3 separate regions of the Mus musculus genome follow, and regions 1 and 2 are each linked to region 3. A link is a loop called in an ENCODE intact Hi-C map of the cell type or tissue named here. Cell type or tissue: heart. All regions are shown on one strand.

Evidence for each region. Peaks named below come from ENCODE experiments on the same cell type or tissue, not always from the same donor. Only the 100,000 strongest peaks of a DNase experiment are listed, where the experiment ranks them.
Region 1: a loop joins it to region 3, with 6 times the contacts of the local background. A loop is called at or near these places in 17 of 42 quality-filtered maps.
Region 2: it touches region 3 in a loop (5-fold over the local background); 11 of 42 quality-filtered maps call a loop at or near these places.

What each region holds. Positions count from the first base shown.
Region 1 is chr9:56,258,808-56,261,307 of GRCm38, reverse strand. Peak1 (pseudopodium-enriched atypical kinase 1) reads left to right here. Exons shown (of 7, transcript NM_172924.3): 4 at 546-2,500. The coding sequence starts at 666. All of the region lies in intron 4 of Peak1os (a long non-coding RNA gene), which reads right to left. Among named protein-coding and RNA genes, the nearest start is that of Peak1os, 19 kb to the right of the region's middle. In heart, no CTCF peak of the experiment used is centred here; a DNase peak (open chromatin) is centred at 977; H3K27ac peaks cover 1,014 bases.
Region 2 is chr9:56,120,032-56,122,531 of GRCm38, reverse strand. Pstpip1 (proline-serine-threonine phosphatase-interacting protein 1) reads right to left here. Exons shown (of 15, transcript NM_011193.3): 4 at 2,197-2,231; 5 at 1,879-1,985. Among named protein-coding and RNA genes, the nearest start is that of Pstpip1, 31 kb to the right of the region's middle. In heart, a CTCF peak has its summit at 1,235 (motif pointing right); a DNase peak (open chromatin) is centred at 1,275; H3K27ac peaks cover 289 bases.
Region 3 is chr9:56,551,555-56,554,054 of GRCm38, reverse strand. No RefSeq gene overlaps it. Among named protein-coding and RNA genes, the nearest start is that of Gm31529, 27 kb to the left of the region's middle. In heart, no CTCF peak of the experiment used is centred here; DNase peaks (open chromatin) are centred at 1,094, 1,534 and 2,234; H3K27ac peaks cover 1,792 bases.

The DNA of each region.
Region 1 (2,500 bases), 290 kb after region 3:
GAGAAACGAGGGATTGATTTTTAGCGCACTGGATCCAAAGAGTCTGCTAAGCAGCTAATATGTTAAGGGTGAATGGAAGAATGCATAGGAACTGAGATATGTCAAGCAGAGATTGACTGACACTCACAGATCAGTATCAAAGGCAAACCCGGGGGTGGAGAGTGGAGCTCAGTGTATCTGAGGCACCGGGTTCCCTCCCAGCACTCCCACCCCTTACTCCATACCACACACTTGTGCTCGACCAGCTCACACATGTGCACTCGAGCACACACATACACATACAGGCCTTCCCAGGATAGGAGATCACACAGTTATTTCCATAGACACATCAAGCTGGAAATTACATAGATACCAATATGAGTAAGTTTCCAAGATGCCGGTTAACTATAGAAAAGTTGTTCCCCTCCCCCCATTGTTTTTTTTTTTTCTCAATCCTTTGAAGAAAAAAATTTAGACGTTAAAGCTAGTTCTTTTCCGTATCATTCGTAGTGGTAAATCTCATATACCTTTCGCATTCAGGGTTTTTTTCTTTTTCCTCCCCACAGATTGATCGTACTTAGAGGAGCTGCTATGACAACATAAGGAGGTGAAAACTCACAGATGCAAATGCAAGTCTTGCTATGCACTGAAGGAAAAGCATTGTCTGCGAAGTTCTATTTTTAAAAATGTCTGCTTGTAACACCTTTACTGAACACGTTTGGAAACCTGGCGAATGCAAGAATTGCTTTAAACCTAAAAGCTTGCACCAGCTTCCTCCAGACTCTGAGAAGACGCCCATCACCCACGGCAGTGGGAAAACTAATGCCAATCACAGTAACAACCACCGAGTCAGGAGCACGGGCAACTTCCGGCCCCCTGTGGCTAAAAAGCCCACCATCGCTGTGAAGCCCACTATGATGGTGGCAGATGGGCAAAGCGTGTGTGGCGAGCTAAGCATCCAGGAACACTGTGAGAACAAGCCTGTCATCCTGGGGTGGAACCAAAACAAGACGTCCCTGAGCCAGAAACCACTTAACAACAATTCTGAAGGTGATGCTGAAGGCTTTGGCAGTGATCCTCAGCAGTGTGCCAATAATGACAGTGCACAGAAGATATCCAATAACAACAACGGGCTAACTGAAGTGCTAAAGGAGATAGCGGGCCTGGAAGCCACCCCTCCGGTCAGAGGAAATGAAACAAACGCCAGAGAAACATTCTTGGGAAGAATAAATGATTGCTACAAACGATCGTTGGAAAGAAAGATCCCACCCAGTTGCATGACCGGGAGCATGAAGGACTCTCAGGGCAAACACGTCATCCTGAGCGGGAGCGCCGAGGTCATCAGTAACGAAGGGGGCAGGTTCTGCTACCCTGAGTTCTCCAGTGGTGAGGAGAGTGAGGAAGATGTGCTTTTCAGTAACATGGAGGAGGAGCATGAGAGCTGGGATGAGAGCGATGAAGAGCTGTTGGCCATGGAGATTCGCATGAGAGGGCAGCCTCGCTTTGCTAACTTCAGGGCAAACACCCTGTCTCCTGTTCGATTCTTTGTGAGCAAAAAGTGGAATACTATCCCCTTACGGAATAAGTCTCTGCAGAGAATCTGTGCTGTGGACTATGACGACAGCTATGATGAAATCCTGAATGGTTATGAGGAAAATTCTGGGGTCTCCTATGGTCAAGGAAGCGTTCAGAGCACAATATCATCTGACTGCACATCACCAGGCTCCTCCTTCACAGAAGAGTCACGCTCTGAAACAGCCAGCAGTTTATCCCAGAAGGTCTGTAATGGGGGGATATCTCCTGGTAACCCAGGAAATTCTAAGGACATAGCAGAAACTGAGTCTAATTTTGAAAGTCCTCCTGGTAACAATGAGGAGAAGGACGAATCACTGACTTCCAAAAGCTCGGTGAAAGTTCCAGAGACGCACAAAGCTGTCCTTGCTCTCCGTTTACAGGAGAAGGATGGCAAGATTGCAGTACATACTGAGAAGCCAGAGAGCAAAGCTTCTACAGATATCGCTGGCCAGGCAGTCACCATAAGCCTCGTCCCAGTAGAAGAACAGACAAAGCCCTACCGTGTGGTAAATCTGGAACAGCCGCTGTGTAAGCCATATACCGTTGTGGATGTGTCGGCAGCCATGGCCAGCGAGCACCTGGGGCGACCCAAGATAAAAGGTTCATCTTCTACTCCAAACTCTCCAGTTACATCACCTGCATTGACACCAGGACAAATAAATGCCCATCTCAAAAAATCCAGTGCAATCCGATACCAGGAAGTGTGGACGTCCAGCACCAGTCCACGACAAAAGATCCCTAAAATAGAATTAAGTACTGGGGGACCTGGGCCAAATGTCCCTCCAAGGAAAAACTGCCATAAGTCGGCGCCCACTTCACCCACGGCTACAAACATCTCCTCTAAAACCATCCCTGTTAAGTCACCTAATTTGTCTGAAATAAAATTTAATAGTTACAACAATGCCGGGATGCCACCTTTTCCCATTATCATCCATGATGAGCCATC
Region 2 (2,500 bases), 430 kb after region 3:
GGAGGATGTCTATGAGTGTGAGGCCAGCCTGGTCCACATAGCCTGCTCCATGTCAGCCAAGGCTATATAGTGAGACCTTAAACAAACAAACAAACAAACAAAACTGCAATACTCAGGACAGAACAACAAAGAGAAGCTTGGGCAGTGGCTATGTCTAGCGTTTCCTTACTGTGGGACTCAGTTTGACTTGCTCTCCAGCCAGAGACTCCCCACCTCCACATATACACATCACATGAGTCCTGAGTCTTTCATTCACAAGCCACACTGAGTGTGCACTGGCATATACGTGCACACCTAGTCCATACTCAGCCCCATCGCCTAACTGCTCATATTGCATACCCACAGGCCACTAGTACATACACCACACTCCAGTGTTCACCCGTTAGTGACCGCAGGCCAGACATCACGCATGCATGTAGCCACACCACAGGCACAGCACAACCTTTACCGCCCCCACCCCCGGCTCCCTGTTAGATGGATGGAGGGGAACGGCCAGGGCCGAGGCTTACAGTCAGGAGAATGGGGGTAAATGCCTCTGGCTTTAGGATTGGAGCCAGTTTGTGCCCGGGGGTCCTGGGGGAGGCTCTGGCAAGCCACCTGATTAGAGGCAACAGCACAGTCAGAGACCTGCTTGTGCATCTGGGTAGCCGAGGACACCATGTGTCCCTCTCCTCGTGGACAGTGTACAGACTCAGGCTCTGATGGCAGAGTCTGGGTGTTTGGGGGAGGAGCTGTTCGGATCACAAAGCTCAGAGTCTAGCCCATGTCCCCTGACACCTGTAGGTTTTCCACATGCTCTGTAGCAGGCCTCGGAGCAGAGGGGTCACCTGTTCGAACACCAAGTCCAGGTAGTTTTGGGGGATAGCTTTGGGGGCTCATCTGTTCAGGAAGGCAACTTAGATTCCTGTAAGCCTGAGCTGTCCGGATGGGTAGCAAGGGTGCATAGCTATACAACGAGCTAAGTTACTGCCTTATAGCCCTGTTTGTGAAGGGCCAAGTTCCCAAAGCAAGGGATGTGAACAAGAGGGATCTCATACAAGAGAGAAGCAGGCACAGGAAGGGGAAGGGACTTTCCTGGCCCCTGCTGTGAAGTAACCTCTTGCTCTCCAGGTGGGCTAAGTGCTCAGCCCATCCATCCGTCGCAGGTCTGGGAGAGGACTTGCCTACCTCCAGCTTTGTCAGCCTCCCTGCAGAGCATCCCCCAGCCTGTGTTTACACACCACCAGCCCACTAGGAGGAGCTCACTTCCTGGCTATGTAGCCACTCCACGTGTGGCCAGCCATGCTCTGTGTATTGCTGAGCAGAGCTTCAGATGCTGAGGCAAGTCTGATGCCTGCGCTTTCCCTCGGAACTGTCTCCCCGCTCCTTGTTGAGCAGCCATGCAGACTACGGGCCCCAAGTCTGCCTGTCTCCAGAACCAGCAGCCCTAATCCTTGTGTTCAGAGCCAGCTTCCAGGGGCCACTCAACTCAGGTTGGATACTTAATCACACAGTATGAAGGAGGATCGTCTAAAAGCTCCACACCCTTTCTCTTCCTGGCTCCTGGCAGCTCTGTGGTAGACCTGGGCTATGTGAGAAAACCGGGGCTGAACATGAGCTGGGAGCAAAGCCAGGAAACATTCCTTCTCTCGGTTCTGCTCCAGTTCCTGCCTCTAGGTTCCTGCCCTAACTTCACTCAGTGATGGAGTGTGACCTGAGAAGATAAACCTTTCTTCCCAAGTCAGGGGTTTATCACAGCAACAGGAAAGCAAGCTAGAACATACACACACTCTCCCCCCTTCATCAAGCCATGCTTCCCAACTGGCCCCCAGAACAGTGAGTGGGTGGCCTCTGGGGGGGTCCCCCACCTCCCCTCCTTCGCCCTCCCCACCCCCTCACCTTCTTCCGCTGCTCTTTCTGTCTCTCTCGGAACTCCTCCAGGCTCCGCAGCTCCTCACGCAGGGCCAGGGCCAGCTGGATGTGTGCACTGCCCACATTCTCTGTTTCTAGGGTGACAGCGTGGCCTCTGCTTGGACCAGTCTGTCTCCCTCACCCTACCTCCCACCCTCACATCTTCCATCAGCCTTTCAGCCTGGCACAGAGCTGGACCACAGCCCAAGCACATAGCTCCTAACTTAGTCACCCCATACAAGGGCTAAGGGTCTTCCAGGAGACCCTAATGGCCCTGCTGCCCATGTGGGGATGGTTGGAACTTACGCTGCTTCAGGGAGTCAAAGGAGGTCCTCAGGGAACTGCAAAACAGAAGTCTAGGTCAGTAGACAGCATGCTGCAGGAGCCTGGCGTCCTGCCTGACCCATGGTGTTTTATTTTGGAGGGAGGGCCCTAAGCCATATTGACTACTATGGATGCAAGGGACCTTTGGCCATGGTCATCATTCATGTAACCCCCAACTGACATTCTAGAAAACAGTTTTCTTTGTAAATTAAAAAGCAGTGGAACCTTGCTGTGGTGGGAAAGCCTCCTTGCTACGGCAGTTCTGTCCCCCACTTTCTCACTCCCC
Region 3 (2,500 bases):
GTGTAACCATGACAGCTCTAGGTCTCAGACCTGCCCCCACCTCACCAAGCCATACTGGACCCTTCCCTGTCACATCCAAGCCTGCAGGCCTGCAGGTGTGACAGAGGAGACAAAAATGAGCCACTCCCAAGGGCCTTCCTGCAGAACGTTGCAAGAGATCACAGGCAAGGGTCAGCGCTGGCCTCTCTGGACAGAGCAGAACTGAGAGCCAGGGCAGCGCCAAGCCGGCGAGCTGGCAGGCGTCGACTGCCATGTTGCAGCCCTTCTGTTTGTGTGGAGGACACGGCTATGAAATGTAAGTAAAACCCAAGGCTAATTTCCCCGGTCAGAAGGAGGAGGCGCTGCAGTGTGCTCAAACCCTAATTAAACCCGCTCGGGCGGTGGAACACCAAAATCAGTTCCAAGATCAATATTGCTATTCATTTAGAAGTGTAACAAGGTTAGAGAGGTGAGCAAAGGAAATAATTAACTCATTTGCAGCCTTTTTAAACAGAAACAGTCATTTTAATCTCCAGGGTAATTAGCTAGGCCCTGTCCATCAATCATGACGGCTGCCATTATTTTAAGTATTTTATTAATTAAGGAGGGAGGGGACTAAGGCACCCTTCAACCCCCCAACACTGTTTACTGAAGCTGGAAGGACCCTGAGCAGGAGCCGAAGAGCACTAGACAAAGGGTCAGCGAAGTCTGTGCTGAGAACGATGGCTGTCAGAGAAAGGCTACCATATGACAAAGTTGAGGTGACAGGTGCGGAGACCCCCCACCCCCACACCAAGGCTTGACTCTTGACAAACAACGATGCCCCATTCAGAGTCTGGAAGTGCTGGGGTGTGGGATCCCCAAGGTCTGCTTTGGTAACTGCTCCTAACTTTCTGGGTGACAACGACATGCCCCTGCCCCACCATATGCCCTATGATACTTTAGATGTATGTGGGATAGTCAGAAACCAAGGCTTCTAAGTGCCCAGGGGCCTCCAGCCACTGGAGGGCAGCAGAGCCCCAGGGACCCCAGAGCGAGGGCTGGACTGGCTCAGTCTGTACCAGACCCCATAGCTCCTGTGTTTGTCACTCACTGCTCAAGGTCCCATTGCTCAGTCCTGTGACTTGGACAGGAAGCTGAGTCAGATGGTCTCTGACCCTGCTAACAGCTTGGTTTTGGCTATTCAATAGGAGCCTGCCCTGGCCTGTCTCCCTCACATTCCAGATGGGGAAACAGACCCAGAGAGAGGAAGGGTGTTGTTATACTAGTCTTGTTTAGTATTTGTTAATAAACATGGACACAAAATTCCTGGCCTGAAGAAGACCTTCCGGGGGCCATCAGGAGAAACTTGTAACCAAACAGTAACCACTGGGCAGGATGAGAAAGCTGACAAACAGCTTAGGACAGAAGGTCAGCAGAGGCATACCCCAAGCAACCTGGACAGTCAAGGGAGGCTTCCTGGAGGAGGCACCTCTCAGATGAATCCTGGTGAAAGGCAGGGCAGTGCATCCCGCAGGAGAGGGAGAAGCAGTGCAGGGACCCGGGCAAGAGTATGAGGAGGCTGAGAGGGGTACAGGCAGATTGGACACCACAGGCCATTCAGGAGGCCCGAGTGGGAGAGAGTAGGGCAGGGCAGCAGGGTAGCTATGGGTGTCTGGAAAAGAAAGGAGCGAGGCAGGAAAGTGCTGGGTCTGGTGGCCACTGTCTTGCTATGTCCTGCTATGTCTCCCTGCTCCCAGCCTTGGGCTTACCCTGAAGTTGATGATGTCATTTTCTCCAAGAGCCTCTCCCTAAGCTGTCCTCTCTGCGACTCATCTGGGAGGCGAGAGAGTAGAGAAAGAAGGGACTGTGGAGACAGGAAGAGAAAAAAAAACCCAAAACAAAAAACTATGGCTGAAAGGGACAGCCAGGCATGTGAGGGCTGCCTGTCTTAATGCCCTGAGCCATACCAGCACCATCCTCATTAGATAGCCTCTTCTTGCATACCTCCTGGCCGGGGAACTCTCTTATCTCTGGAGTCAACCGCCTTCTCTCTAGTTGCTGACTCTGTGCCTGGGTGTGCAGAGAGCCCCACTTGCAAGTCTAGGACACCCCTCGTGCCTCCAGCACTAGTCTTCAGCTACCTTAGTTCCAAGTCAGCCAGGCAGGTAGAGTACTGACCGTGGTCATCAGTTGCTTAGCAAACTGGGAAGATCAGAGAGCTTCGCTGGTCACTAAGCTGGCACATGATCTTCTGGGAGAGTTCTGGGTCTGGGCACTGGCTCTGAGGTTGGGGGAAGGGAGGAAGAAAGCAGAGGTCCAGAAAGAGGGAGGAGGGAAGAGGATCAGGCTGAAACTCGGTTGCTAGGGGCAACAGCATTACATCCTGAGGAGGAACCAGATGCTGAGGAGGGCAGCAGATCCAAGCCCGGCAGGCTTGGGGGTGAAAGGGGGAGCACACAGCCAGGAACCCAGGAAGAGGGTGGGACACGCGTAGGGTGTGTGTGTTGTGGGGGGCGGTTGGTGTGGTAAAGGAGGGTTA